3 separate regions of the Homo sapiens genome follow, and all the other regions are linked to region 3. The links are chromatin contacts, found by Hi-C or POLR2A ChIA-PET in ENCODE. All regions are on one chromosome and are shown on one strand. Each heading gives the region's core, a stretch centred on a gene start or an enhancer-like site at or near the end of the contact. The rest is flanking DNA. Distances are from core to core; before and after follow the strand shown.

Region 1 (4,674 bases), core at 108-2,607, 350 kb after region 3:
CTCCTAAGCTGGAGTGCAGTGGTGCAATCATGGCTCACTGTAGCCTCCAACTCATAGGCTCAAGAGATACTCCTACCTTAGCCTCTCAAGTAGCTAGGGCTGCAGATGTGACCACCGCACCTGGCTAATTATTATAATATTATTATTGTTATTATTTTTTGAGACGGAATCTTGCTCTGTTGCCCAGGCTGGAGTGCAATGGCATGATGTCCCGGCTCACTACAACCTCCACTTCCCGGGTTCAAGTGATTCTCCTGCCTCAGCCTCCCAAGTAGCTGGGATTACAGGCACCCGCCACCACGTCTGGCTAATTTTTTTGTATTTTTAGTAGAGACAGGGTTTCGCCATGTTGGCCAGGCTGGTCTCGAACTCCTGACCTCAGGTGATCTGCCTGCTGCGGCCTCCCAAAATGCTGGGATTACAGGCATGAGCCACCATGCCTGGCCTCACCTGGCTAATTTTTTGTTTGTTTTGAGATGGAGTCTCACTCTGTCGCCCAGCCTGGAATGCAGTGGCACAATCTTGGCTCACTGCAACCTCCAACTCCCAGGTTCAAGTGATTCTTCTGCCTCAGCCTCCCAAGTAGCTGGGACTACAGACGTGCGCCACCACGCCCAGCTAATTTTTTTACTTTTAGTAGAAACAGGGTTTCACCATATTGGCCAGGCTGGTCTCGAACTCCTGACCTCGTGATCCACCCGCCTCAGCCTCCCAAAGTGCTGGGATTACAGTTGTGAGCCATCACACCTGGCCTCACCTGGCTAATTTTTAAAAAATCTTTTGTAGATATGGAGTCTCACTATGATGCCCAGGCTGGTCTTGAACTCTTAGCCTCAAGTGATCCTCCCATCTCGGCCTCCCAAAATGCTGGGATTATAAGTGTGAGTCACTGTGCCTGGCCTGTTCTTCTTTAAAAGAAAAAAATCTGGCCGGGCGCGGTGGCTCACACCTGTAATCCCAGCACTTTGGGAGGCAGAGGCAGGCGGATCATGAGGTCAGGAGTTCAAGACCAGCCTGGCCATTATGGTGAAACCCCGTCTCTACTAAAAAAAAAAAACAATACAAAAATTAGCCAGGCGTGGTAGCACGTGCCTGTAGTCCCAGCTACTCGGGAGGATCGCTGAGGCAGGAGAATCTCTTGAACCCAGGAGGCAGAGATTGCAGTGAGCCAAGATCCCGCCATTGCCCTCCAGCCTGGGCGACAGAGCAAGACTCCGTCAAAAAAAAAAAAAAGAAAAGAAAAGAAAAATCTTAAAATGCAGAAAGATGGAAAGAATAATAAACAGCCATATTTCCCTCAGCCCAAAGTAAAACTGTCCACACCTCATCATTACTGCTTCTTTCGCTTTCTCTTTTGCCCGGGGGCAGGTGGCGGCATGGTGCACGGCGGGAGGCGGGCAGTGATGCCTGTTTTCCCCATGTTCCCCATTCACAATGGCCGTTGTCGTCCATGCCAGGTGGCCCCAGACCGATGGAAGAAAGGAAGCCCCAGTGGGAGTTTTGGTTTGGATGTCTCTGGTTATCCTCTCACACACTCACCAGCCAGCTCAGGTCCCCTCTGTACCCTGCTCACTCATATATTTTGCCATTTTTCTGTTGTGTTTCCTGCTTGTTCCTTGTTGGTCTGCAGGAGTTCTTTGAATGTGCTAGGTATGAATTCTTTGTTGGTTGTTTGGTTTGTGACATTTACATAAAATAAGATTAACTGGTTTTTTTTGTTGTTTTTTTTTTTTTGAGACAGGATCTTGCTCTGTCACCCAGGCTGGAGTGCAGTGGTCGAACTCCTGGGCTCAAGCAATCCTCCAGCCTCAGCCTCCTGAGCACCTGGGTCTACAGGCGTTGCACCACCATGCCCAGCTAATTTTTTGATTTTCTGTACAGACAGGGTCTTGCTATGATGTCTCAGCTGGTCTGGAACTCCTGGGCTCAAGCGATCTACCTGCCTCAGCCTCCCAAAGTGCTGGGATTACAGGTGTCAGCCACGGTGCCCAGCCAGATTAACCATTTTAAAGTGTATAGTTTAGTGGCATTTAGTATATTCACGACGTTATGCAATCATTACCTCTACCTTCTTCCAAAACATCTTCATCATCCCAAAAAGAAACCCCATCCTTCTTAAGCAATCTCTTCACTTTGCATTCCCCTCTTCCCCAATTCCTTGGCAACCAGCAACTGGCTTTCTGTCTCTATAGACTTACCTATTCCACATATTTCACATAAATGGAGTCATACAACATAGTGACCTTTTGTGCCTGGCTTTTTTTTTTTTTTTTTTTTTTTTTGAGACAGAGTTTCACTCTTGTTGCCCGGGCTGGAGTGCAATGGCGCGATCTCGGCTCACTGCAACCTCTGCCTCCTGGGTTCAAGTGATTCTCCTGCCTCAGCCTCCAGAGTAGCTGGGATTACAGGCATGCACCACCACACCCTGCTAAATTTTTGCATTTTTAGTAGAGACGCAGTTTCACCATGTTGGCCTGGCTGGTCTTGAACTCCTGACCTCAGGTGATCCACTCCCCCTCGGCCTCCCAAAGTGCTGAGATTACAGGCGTGAGCCACCGCGCCTGACAGCCTGGTTTTTTTTTTTTTTTTTTTTTACTTAACATGTTTTTTGTAGCATGTGCCAGTACTTTATTCCTTTATATGGCTGAATAATATTCCATTATGTGGCTATACCATGCTTTATTTAGCCATTCATCTGTTGATAGGTATTTGGGCTCCGCCATCTTTTGGCGATTGTGAATAGTGCTGCTATACCATTTGTGGTTATTTGTTTGACTACTTGTTTTCTTTTTTTTTCTCTTTTTTTTAGATGGAGTCTTATTCTGTCGCCCAGGCTGGAGTGCAGTGGCACAATCTCGGCTCACTGCAACCTTCACTTCCCTGGTTCCAGCGATTCTCCTACCTCAGCCTCTCAAGTAGCTGGGGCCACAGGCGTGAGCCACCATGCCCAGGTAATTTTTGTATTTTTAGTAGAGACTGGGTTTTGCCATGTTGCCCAGGCTGGTCTCAAACTCCTGGGCTCAAGTAATCTGCCCACCTGGGCCTCCCAAAGTGCTGGGATTACAGGCATGAGCTACTATGCCCAGCCAAAACCTCTTCTCCACATTCTCATCCACACTCCTCATTTTCCGTTTTACTTTTATTGTAGCCATCCTAGTGGGCACAAAGTGGTATATTAGTGTGGCTTTGACTTACATTTCCTTTTTTTTTTTTTTGAGACAGTCTCACTGTCACCCAGGTTGGAGTGTAGTTGGTGAATCTCAGCTCACTGCAACCTCCACCTCCCAGGTTCAAGCAGTTCTCCTGCCTCAGCCTCCCGAGTAGCTGGGATTACATGCGCACACCACCATGCCTGGCAACTTTTTGTATTTTTAGTAGAGACGGGGTTTCACCATGTTGGCCAGGCTTGTCTCAAACTCCTGATCTGAGGTGATCCACCCGCCTGGGCCTCCTAAAGTGCTGGGATTACAGGTGTGAGCCACCAACCCCGGCCTTACATTTCCTTCATGACTAATGGTGGTGAGCATCTTTTCATGTACTTGTTAGTCACTTGTACGTATTACTGAAGAAATGTATATTCAAGTCCTTTGACCCTTTTTGAATTGGGTTGTTTATCGTTTTGTTGAGTTGTAAGAGTTCTTTATATATTCTGGATATCTGACCCTTATAAGACATAATTTACAGACATGTTCTCCCATTCTGTGGGTTGCCTTTTTACTCTTGATACAGGTTGAGTACCCACATTCGCAATCATGTGAGGCGGGGTCCACCTTCTGTTCCACCGTGTAAGCCATCACCAGGCTTTAGCCAAACCATCCTTCCCCCTAGGCTGTGAGCCCACCTAGATTCCCATCACCACGTAAATGAGAATGTGATGGGTGCCCCTTTTGGGGTTCCATAGGCCAGTGAGAAGCAGTGAATTCGGGGTGCTCACAGCTCCAGGGATAGATCATGATGCTCAGAGTCATGAGAAACAGCATGAGCTGCAGAATAACACTGGCCCACAGCCACGCAGCCACATGTGTGCTTGTGTAAGGCTCGACACACAGCTAAAGAACAAATATCAGCCTCATTAAGAGGCAGCCTTGGGCTGGGTACAGTGGCTCACACCTTTATCTCAGCACTTTGGGAGACCAAGACAAGTGGATCACAAGGTCACAAGTTCAAGACCAGCCTGGCCAACACAGTGAGACCCCCGTCTCTACTAAAACTACACAAATTACAACAGGGGGCGGTGGCTCACACCTGTAATCCCAGCACTTTGGGAGGCCAAAAGGCAGGCAGATCACCTGAGGTTGGGAGTTCCGGACCAGCCTGATCAACGTGGAGAAACCTCATCTCTACTAAAAATACAAAAAATTAGCTGGGTGTGGTGGCGGGCACCTGTAGTCCCAGCTACTCAGGAGTCTGACGCATGAGAATGGCATGAACCTGGGAGGTGGAGTTTGCAGTGAGCCGACGTCACGCCACTGCACTCCAGCCTGGAGGACAGAGCAAGACTCCAGCTTAAAAAAAAAAATTTTGCCAGGTGTGGTGGTGCATGCCTGTAATCTCAGCTACTGGGAAGGCTGAGGCAGGAGCATCACTTGAACTCGGGAAGCAGAGGTTGCAGTGATCTGAGATTTCACCACTACACTCCAGCCTGGGCGACACAGCAAGACTCCATCTCAGGAA
Region 2 (4,419 bases), core at 1,766-4,265, 490 kb after region 3:
GCTGCTGGGCTGCACTTAGCTTTGTGATCCAGACCGGGAGCTGCCTGTGAAGTCCCTCCCCAAGGAGCTGGAGGTCAGGAGCCTGTGTGTCTCACTCCCTTCCTTGCTTGTTCCTATGGGAAATGACAATTGACCACTGATACACGCCCGCCCTCAAGGAGCTGCTGGCAGCAGCAAGAGGGGTGAGCTGTGCTGGGGCAGAGGGGGCACCGAGGGACCCTGGGAGCCAAAAGACGGGGCCAGCCCACTCTGCCGGAGTGGCCAAGGAGCAAAAGCAGTCTGCCTGGAAGGCAGGCAGGGAGAAGTGTGCTGGGCACAGGTACGGGGGCCCAGGTCATAAAAGAACCTGGTGCATTTGAAAAGCTGTGAGATCCCAGCATGCCTGGAGTGTAGAATCCACGGGACTCATAGTCAGAATGTTTCTGTTTCACAAAGCCAGAGAGGTTGGGAGGGTCCAGGCCACAAAAAGCCTAGAATGCCTGGTTGTACTCCTCAAGATAGGCTGGGCGTGCTGCATAACAAATATCCCCAAATATCAGCCCCTTCAAACAGGGTTTGACCCTCACTCATGCCAGGTCTCTGACCAGACAGCTGGGAAACTGCTCACTGATGTCACTCAGGACCTGGGCAGACAGAACAACAGCCATTAGGGCTATTTTCGTGGCACAGAGGGAGAGAGACAGGTGTACAGATGCATGGAGCTTCCTAAAGCAGCATGTGGCACTTCCACTTGAATTTCACTGCAAAGTGGGCCACATGGCCATCCTCCGGACATCTTTATGGGCTAGTGACACGCTTGCTGCCTTTGGCTGAGGAGGACAGGAAATATTTGGTGGTGGTGCCGACACTGACCACAAAGACCAAGAAGGTTCAGCACTTTACCCTGAGCAAGGTGAGGAGCCTTGGGAGGGATTGAGTAGAGTAGGCTGCAGCCTCATTTAGTTTTACTTTTTAACTTTTTATTGACTTGCATACAGAGAAGAGCACGAATCATAGGTGGACAGCTGATGAATTTCTGCAAACCAAACACACTCGGGTATAACTGAAGTTCAGATCAAGAAAAAGAACATCACCAGCCCCCAGATGTCCCTTATCCCCCTCATCAGGCATTTCCTGCCCAAGAGTACTTTTGTCTGCCTTTGAGTTTCACAGACATGAAACCTTTTCTGTCCAACTTCTTTTCCTCTTTTTTTTTTTTTTTTTTGAGACAAAATCTTGCTCTGTCACCCAGGCTGGAGTGCAGTGGTGCGATCTCGCCTCACTACAACCTCCGTCTCCCGAGTTCAAGCAATTCTCGTGCCTCGGCCTCACAAGTAGCTGGGATTACAGGTGCCTGCCACCACGCCTAACTAATTTTTGTATTTTTAGGGTTTTGCCATGTTGGCCAGGCTGGTCCTGAACTCCTGGCCTCAAGATATCTGCTTACCTCGGCCTCCCAAGTAGCTGGGATTACAGGTGCCTGCCACCACGCCTAACTAATTTTTGTATTTTTAGGGTTTTGCCATGTTGGCCAGGCTGGTCCTGAACTCCTGGCCTCAAGCTATCTGCTTACCTCGGCCTCCCAAAGTGCTGGGATTATAGGCATGAGCCACCGCGCCTGGCCTCCTCTTCTTTTACTATTTATGAGACCTATCTGTGCTGTGTGTGGCAGTGGTTTTTCATTATTGTGTAGTATTCTATTGTGTGCATATGCCACAGCTTATTTCTCCCTCCTACTTTTGATGAACACTTGGATTGTTTATAATCGGAGGATCTTCGGTGGCTTGCGCCTGTATTCCCAGCACTTTGGGAGGCTGAGACGGGAGGAGAGTTTGAGACCAGCCCAGGCAACATAGCAAGACCTCATCTCTCAAACATTTTTTTGAAAACTAAAATAGTTGGAGGATCTTGTGAATATACCTGCCGTGAACATTCTCCAACACATTGTTTGGTTCCTGTATGTGGAGTTCCCATTCAATGTGTGCCTTGGAAGTGGAACTGCCATGGTCTCATTTGCATTTAAGAAGCCTCTACTGGACACACAGAAGAGACCGAGGTACAGTCCAGGCAGGAGGTGGAGGGGAAGGTATGTGGGCCCAGCCCTAGGGCTCCTCCACCTCAGAATCCAGAAACATCCCCAGCGTGGACTTGTCTTCCAGGCGACTTGGGGGTCTGTATTGTACACACAAGATGAAAATCGTGTAAAGCAAGGCCCAGACACATGAGGCTGAGTGTGCAGCCCCAAACGGCAAGACGTAGGCCTTACTGTGTGAGTCACACGGTGGTGTTATAGCACATTCTAGTACACAGGCAAGAATAGTTGTATAATATTTGAATGCACTGAACTCACTTCCACCAGGTACACGTGTGAGGAATCTCCCTGCAAGTCACCCGTTTCACAAGAGGGAAGACGGCCCATCTTTTAAGTCAGGGGAGGGGACCACTTGCCCTGGGGCCTCGGGCTGGGGTTCAGCCTGCCTCTGTTCCCCACTCTTGGACACACAGGATGAAGGGCCCCAGTGCTGATCGCTCACAGGGGTGGTAAGACTTACCCTGTTACCCTCTTGGGGTGTGGCATTTCTTAGAAGCCAAGCATGGGTAATCCTTTGCCTGGAATGAAGCCAGGAGAATGGTGGGGCTTCAGGCTCTGGTTCTAGAAGACAGGGCTTCTTGGGAGCTGCCCCTGGAGCCTCCCAGCCTGAGCGGTAGGTGCTGGAGCTGGTGCCTTTGAACTTGGATTCATCACAGGGAAGACCTGGGGTCCAGGCCTGGTTCCGAGGTGCCCAGGCCAGCCCCTGAGCAGCCAGGCGGCCTTCTTGTGAACTCACATTGTAGTGTCCCGTGCAGCTGTCCTGGTCCTGCAGGATGCATTCCCCACCCCCAAGCCCTTAAGGGCTGTTGGGTTTTGTTTTTAAGAAACATATGGCCTAGTTGTTACTTTGGCTGGCCTCCCCAAGCCTCATGTCTCTGAGACCCCCACTCCTAAGGAAGGGGGCCAGGCATTGATGGGGGTGTCTGGGAAGCCGAGGGAGGATGCCTGCCAGTTATGAGAAAGATGCATCTTTGTCGCAGACACATGTGGGGCGCTCTATGTAAATTGTTTCAGCGCCTAACAGGAAGAAGAAAAATGAGGCTTTGATGCGAGCCACCACCTCTCAGCCAGGCGTGGTGTCACTCAGGCGCGTCCGAGGCCTGCTTCTATTAAGGAGCTGTAAGCTCTTCTCAGGCCAGAGACCCAGGGTGCTCTCTGGGCAGGAGGTGGCTCTGCTCTGTCTGCCGAACTCTGGGCGTCAGCACTGGGGCGTGCTGGGGCCTCAACCCAGCCCCACCTCCAAGGCAGGCGGAGAGCACTGCTGATGGATTCCCCAGCACTGCACTGTGCGAGGCCCAGGGCGGGGACCCCAGCAGGCAGCGTGGTAGGGTTTGCTGGGGATGACAGGCAGGCGCACAGGCGGCGGCACTGTTAGGCCCCATGTGATGGCCACAGCCTGGCACAGGAATCGGTGCTCCAGGCAGCAGACAGCAAAGGTGTGGAGGCAGGAAAGGAGCCACTGTCTCTGAGGCCTGGGAGAGCACTGCGGGTGCTGGAGATAGATGGTGGCAGGGGCCAGCTCAGGGGAGGGCAGGAATCTGGTCTTGTGGCTTTGGAAGCCCATGGGTTGCGAGCAGGAGAGGGTGGGGTGGTGTGAGTCTGAGGGAGGTCTCAGATGGGAGGGGAGGGCGGAGTGGGGCAGGGACCAGTGAGGGCCAGAGTGGAGACTGGGCAGGAGGGCATAGCACACACATGGACATGCTTCCCAATGAGCCCTGGCCCAGTCAACTCCCAGCTCCAGGAACCCCCCACAGCCCTTTGCTGGGGTGCACACCGTCCAGAGCACTGACTTCCCCAACGAGCCAGGTGGAAATGTCCCAGGGAGGACCCCGGGGCCTGAGGAGCCTACTGAATCCTCAACAAAGAAGGGAAGAGAGGCCTAGGCCACAGCAGGCCCAGAATTATTGTGTTATGCTCTGGATCTTGGGGAATGTGTAATCCCCACACCGTATCTATGGCAACTCTCCATTAACCAGAATTTGGTTCTACAAATTCCTGTTCCCATTCATTCTAGAAAACTCAGAGCTGTTGGTCTTTTTAAAAAAACTCGCTGAAAAAAAAAAAAAGATACTAAAGAATGTAAAGAAGAAAATGAAGTCAGCTCCAGCCCCTCTGCTGAGAACACACTGATGTTAGTACTTTCGTGCATTTCCACCCAGTTTGTTTAAGAAAATTGGGATTGTGTTGAATGCCTGCTTTTGCATCCTGCCTTTTCCATTGTGCTTCAGATCATGAGCATTTGGCAGGTCAGAAAAAAAATGTCTTTGGAAGCTGGGCTGTGGGGACTGGGGTTTGGAAGGCTTGCTGTGTGCTGTGATCCTTCAGGGGTCATCGCCCTCCCTAAGCCT
Region 3 (4,538 bases), core at 1,597-4,096:
ACTTTTGATAATTTAACACTTTTCAATTTGATACATTTTACTGAAAGCAAAGGAAATGTATCATTATTATACATGCATTACAAAACAAGAATAAAACAGCTGTGATCTTATTAGGTGTCACCTCTTGAGATCACACAGATTTAACTGGGAAATACCAACTCATCATCATTGTATTACAGATCTCACTGGTAGGTATGAAGTAACTTCTAGTTGAATAATTTGCCTTTGTAAACCATTACTCTAAATATATTAACAATAATTTGTAACACCCAGAAATAAGCATTGCAATCCATTAGTTCTCTACTAGTTAACAATCAGTGCCCAGTTGAGACTGAAATAAAAGCTGGGTCACTATGAAATCACCAGATAATTAATTAGTGCAGGGCCAAGGGCAGAGTAAAAAAAAAAAGTTTAAGTGTCACAGAGTGCATTTGAAATCAGTGTAACCAGAGATGTGGCCAATAAAATTCTTTTTTTTCTTTTTTTTTTTTTTGAGACGGAGTCTTGCTCTGTCACCCAGACTGGAGGGCAGTGGCGCGATCTTGGCTCACTGCAAGCTCCACCTCCCAGGTTCATGCCATTCTCCTGCCTCAGCCTCCCGAGTAGCTGAGATTACAGGCGCCCGCCACCATGCCTGGCTAATTTTGCATTTTTAGTAGAGACAGGGTTTCACCATGTTGGCCAGGGTGGTCTTGAACTCCTGACCTCAGATGATCCGCCCGCCTCGGCCTCCCAAAGTGCTGGAATTACAGGAGTGAGCCACTGCGCCTGGCCTGAAACTCAAAGATTTCCTATCCAGTGAGTGTGAGGCACAGTAGCCGACAGCAATGAAAGTTACCATATTTATCTCTGTCTAGCAGACTGTTCCTATAGCATCCTATAACCTGAAGACCACAACAGCCCTAGTTCTGTTTTGTAATTAAGAAAATTGGCCCAGGGAAATTAAGTGGTTCACCCAAGAAGTGACCGCGACAGGATTTCAACCTGAAGCTTCTAACTACACTACACCCCAGGAAGGAGAACACTAAGTATTTGTCGAATAAATTAACAAACCAGTGGTTCCTTTATTCATAGAAAAGGCAAGCCTGTGCCTTCCCTGTGAACCTCATTTCTATTAATAAAAAGGAAAAAGAGGAAGAATTCTTATTAAGTGCAGCTCCATATCAGACCATTTGTCTTACACCAGTGAGGTAAAAGCACCCCTCCATTTTTACAATGGAGATGCAAAAGACTCAGAGATTAAAGGTTATTTGTCCAAGGTCAAGCAGCTCCTAGAACTTTGCAATTAATGACGGTAACAATAATTTGCAGCTATATTTATTGCACCCCTTATGACAGGCACTGTTCCAACTGCTTTTACATGGTTTCTCTCATTGAATCTTCACAACTCTACATAAACTAGGGACTTATTTTGCAGACGAAGAAACTGAAGCACGGGATAGTTAAAAGGGCCTTCACAGCCAGCATCTAATCATTCGAATTTCAGGTCCAGAATTCGGTACATTCATACGCAATGAATGAACCAAACAACCTGGAAAGTGCGAGTAAAATCATCACAATTCTACCCCTAGAAATGGAGTCCTGGCCGGGCGCAGTGGCTCACGCCTGTAATCCTAGCACTTTGGGAGGCCGAGGTGGGCGGATCACTTCAGGTGAGGAGTTCGAAACCAGCTTGGCCAACATGGTAAAAACCCCATCTCTATTAAAAATACGAAAAAATTAGCCGCGTGGGCTGGCCGCGGTGGCTCATGCCTGTAATCCCAGCACTTTGGGAGGCCGAGGCCAGTGGATCACCTGAGATCAAGGTTCGAGACCAGCCAGGCCAACATGGTGAAACCCTGTCTCTACTAAAAATACAAAAATTAGCCGGGCAGGCGCCTGTAATCCCAGCTACTCGGGAGGCTGAGACAGGAGAATCGCTTGAACCTCGAAGGCGAAGGTTGAGGTGAGCCGAGACCGCGCCACTGCACTCCAGCCTGGGAGACAGTGAGACTCCGTCTCAAAAAAAAAAAAAGCCGTGTGAGCTGGCGGGCGCCTGTAATCTCAGCTACTCGGGAGGCTGAGACAGGAGAATCGCTTGAAGCCGGGAGGCTGAGGTTGCAGTGAGCCGAGATCGCGCCACTGCACTCCAGCCTCGGCTAAAAAAAAACAAAGAAGAAGAAATGGAGTCCTACGAGCGAGAGCTTCCGCAGCATTCTGTAGGACCAAAATAGGCGCACAGGTTCCCGAGCGTGCGCCGCCTGGCAGCGGAGGAGCTGGCAGAGGCGAGCCATAGAGCCAAGACACCCAGAACGGACTCGCCTCCCGCCCGCTCCCGGCGGCCTAGTCAGCAAGCTGCGGATCGGCGGCAAAGATGACATGGCGGTGCGCCAATCACCGAAGGCAAGAGAGACAGAAGGAACCAATAGTCGCCCGAGATGGCTCCTGGCGGAAGTCACGCCCCCAAACTGTCAAGCAAAGCGCCCGGTGGAAGGGGCCCAGGCCGGGGGGAGGGGGCTCCCGGCGGCCCGAGGGAGGGGAGGCCGGCCGGCGAGGACAGCGGAGCGCGAGGGGGCTGCCTACACTCGGCCGCGCTCGATCCTGCCCTGATCTAAACGCCGCAACCCCAAGCCCGGCCCCGGAGAAGAGTCTCAGGACTAAAAGGGCTGTTCCAGCCGTCCGTGCTGGCGCCTGGGGATCCAGGCCAGTTCCCGGTACCCGCCCATGCCCAGCCCGGCGGCCTAGGGCGTTACCTTGAGCTGAGAGCTGTCGGACACTGTTCACGAACTGCTCCAGGGCAGACGCCATGTTTTCCCCCGGGCGGCCCGAGCGGCGAAGGCAGCACGCGCGGGAAAAGGCTGCCGCTCTGGGAGGAGGGGCCGCGGCGATCCACCTGAGGTCCTCGCGAGCGGCGACGTCACTTCCGCTGGTTCAAGCACCGCGAGACTATACCTAGCTGCCCACCCGTTACTGTTTCCATGGAAACAGCCTGAATTCGCCGTAGCCGGAAATTAGTGTTCCATAGTCCCCTGCATCTTTATTCACTGCACTTCTGAAATCCCTCCGCAGGTTAAATGGGGATAGTGGGCAAAAGAAGGAAGGAAACTCATAATTAAGCAAGTATTTTCTGGTTCTGGATTTTGCTAGAGAGGCCCTGCGGTTTTCCACCTGGACAGATACTTCAATGAAGCACAACTTCGTTGCCACGTCTCCCGTGAGGTTTTCCCCGTGATATTAGACTCTGGAGCCAAGCAGCCTGGGTTCAACTGCCTTTTCTACCACTTAGTAGCTGTGTGACGTTGAGCGGGTCACTTGACTGTCGTGTGCATTGTTTTCCCCATCTGTAAAATCTTAGTGTCCTTAACCACGTAAAACACTTAGGACAGTGCATAGGACGTAGGGAGAACTATAGTTATTCATTCAAGGTGTACGTTGAATGAATCGATCCCTTCCCTGCAAAAAATAAATAAATAAGTAACACCACACACAGAAAGTGAATTGATTTTTCCCATCTGGGATTGATGTCTCCCTCCTCCGCTTGTCGCCTAAAGCACTTTGTTCTTCTCATGTTGCACTTCTACTCTGTTACAGAAATGTGTCTCTATAGTCCATGTGATATCTGTAAACCAAAAATAAAAGTCTAAGCCCCCCAACTGACTGGTGGACCCTATCTGAAGCCAAGGACATTCCAATTTATCCTGAAAAACTAGTTCAGGCCATGATGGGAAGTGGTAGTCAGACATGCCTCACAAACATCAACACAGAGACCTTAAGACTGGTAGACTCAAGACTGATAAGAAATATTTACAATCTATTCTGTCTGAATAGCAGGCTACCTGGAAGCCTCATCTGCATGATAAAACCTTGGTCTCCACAACCCCTTATAATCATAACCCAGATATTTCTTTCTATTTACTTCCAGGTCTTTAGATAATAACTCTTTCAACCAATTACCAATCAAAAAATCTTTAAGTCTACCTATAAGGTAGAAGCCCCCCACTGCCCCGAGTTAGCCCGTCTTTCCGATCCTAACCAACGTACATCTTACATGTATTGATCGATGACTCATGTCTCCCTAAAATGTATAAAACCAAACTGTACCCGCACCTTGGGCACATGTCCTGAGGAGCTCCTGAGGCCGTGTTATCATCGCATCCTTCACCTTGGCAATATAAACTTTCTCGATTGAGACTGGTCTCAGATACTTTTGGTTTACGGATCCATTGCTTCTAACTGGCATGGAGTTCCTTAAGGTCAAGCATTTCTCTTACTAACCTTGGTTCCCCTTTAGGGCCCAGCATAGGATTTGCTGCATAGTAGGGACTGAGAAAATAAACATGCATTTTAAAATTTTATCCAACATATGTTTACTGACACTTACAATGTGTTGTACCAGGCACTAGAAATACAGTGGTAGTAAAAACAGTCTTGGGGCCTGGTGCAGTCTCTCACGCTTGTAATCCAGCACTTTGGGAGACTGAAGCAAGTGGATCACTTGAGGTCAGGGGTTGGACACCAGCCTGGCCAACATGGTGAAAAGCCATCTCTACTAAAAATAC

Evidence for each region. A loop is a pair of places that touch in the nucleus more often than their neighbours do. ChIA-PET counts read pairs that join two places held with the same protein, here RNA polymerase II (POLR2A). Pooled maps may share reads with other maps.
Region 1: a pooled map shows a loop between it and region 3 (4-fold over the local background). The contact joins the enhancer-like site here to the promoter of COPS3 in region 3. A Hi-C loop is called at or near these places in 2 of 50 pooled maps. POLR2A ChIA-PET finds 5 or more read pairs at or near these places in 2 of 52 experiments (MCF 10A and activated CD4-positive, alpha-beta T cell).
Region 2: a pooled map shows a loop between it and region 3 (3-fold over the local background). The contact joins the promoter of RAI1-AS1 here to the promoter of COPS3 in region 3. A Hi-C loop is called at or near these places in 3 of 37 single-sample maps with no recorded cell type and 11 of 50 pooled maps. POLR2A ChIA-PET finds 5 or more read pairs at or near these places in 2 of 52 experiments (RWPE1 and activated CD4-positive, alpha-beta T cell).

The regions. Positions count from the first base shown.
Region 1 is chr17:17,627,359-17,632,032 of GRCh38, forward strand. No RefSeq gene overlaps it. Among named protein-coding and RNA genes, the nearest start is that of PEMT, 38 kb to the left of the region's middle. RefSeq lists enhancers at 1-172, 1,266-1,425. Within about 2 kb of position 1,358, at least 5 of the 41 ENCODE cell types and tissues checked have a DNase peak (open chromatin) inside an H3K27ac peak, as active enhancers do.
Region 2 is chr17:17,763,287-17,767,705 of GRCh38, forward strand. It overlaps RAI1-AS1 (RAI1 antisense RNA 1), which reads right to left and starts at 3,016. Exons shown (of 2, transcript NR_130894.1): 1 at 2,532-3,016. The region is part of intron 2 of RAI1 (retinoic acid induced 1); the gene reads left to right. RefSeq lists enhancers at 1-603, 2,980-3,039.
Region 3 is chr17:17,278,400-17,282,937 of GRCh38, forward strand. It overlaps COPS3 (COP9 signalosome subunit 3), which reads right to left and starts at 2,847. Exons shown (of 12, transcript NM_003653.4): 1 at 2,733-2,847. The coding sequence starts at 2,787. RefSeq lists enhancers at 2,235-2,294, 2,945-3,044 and a silencer at 2,485-2,724.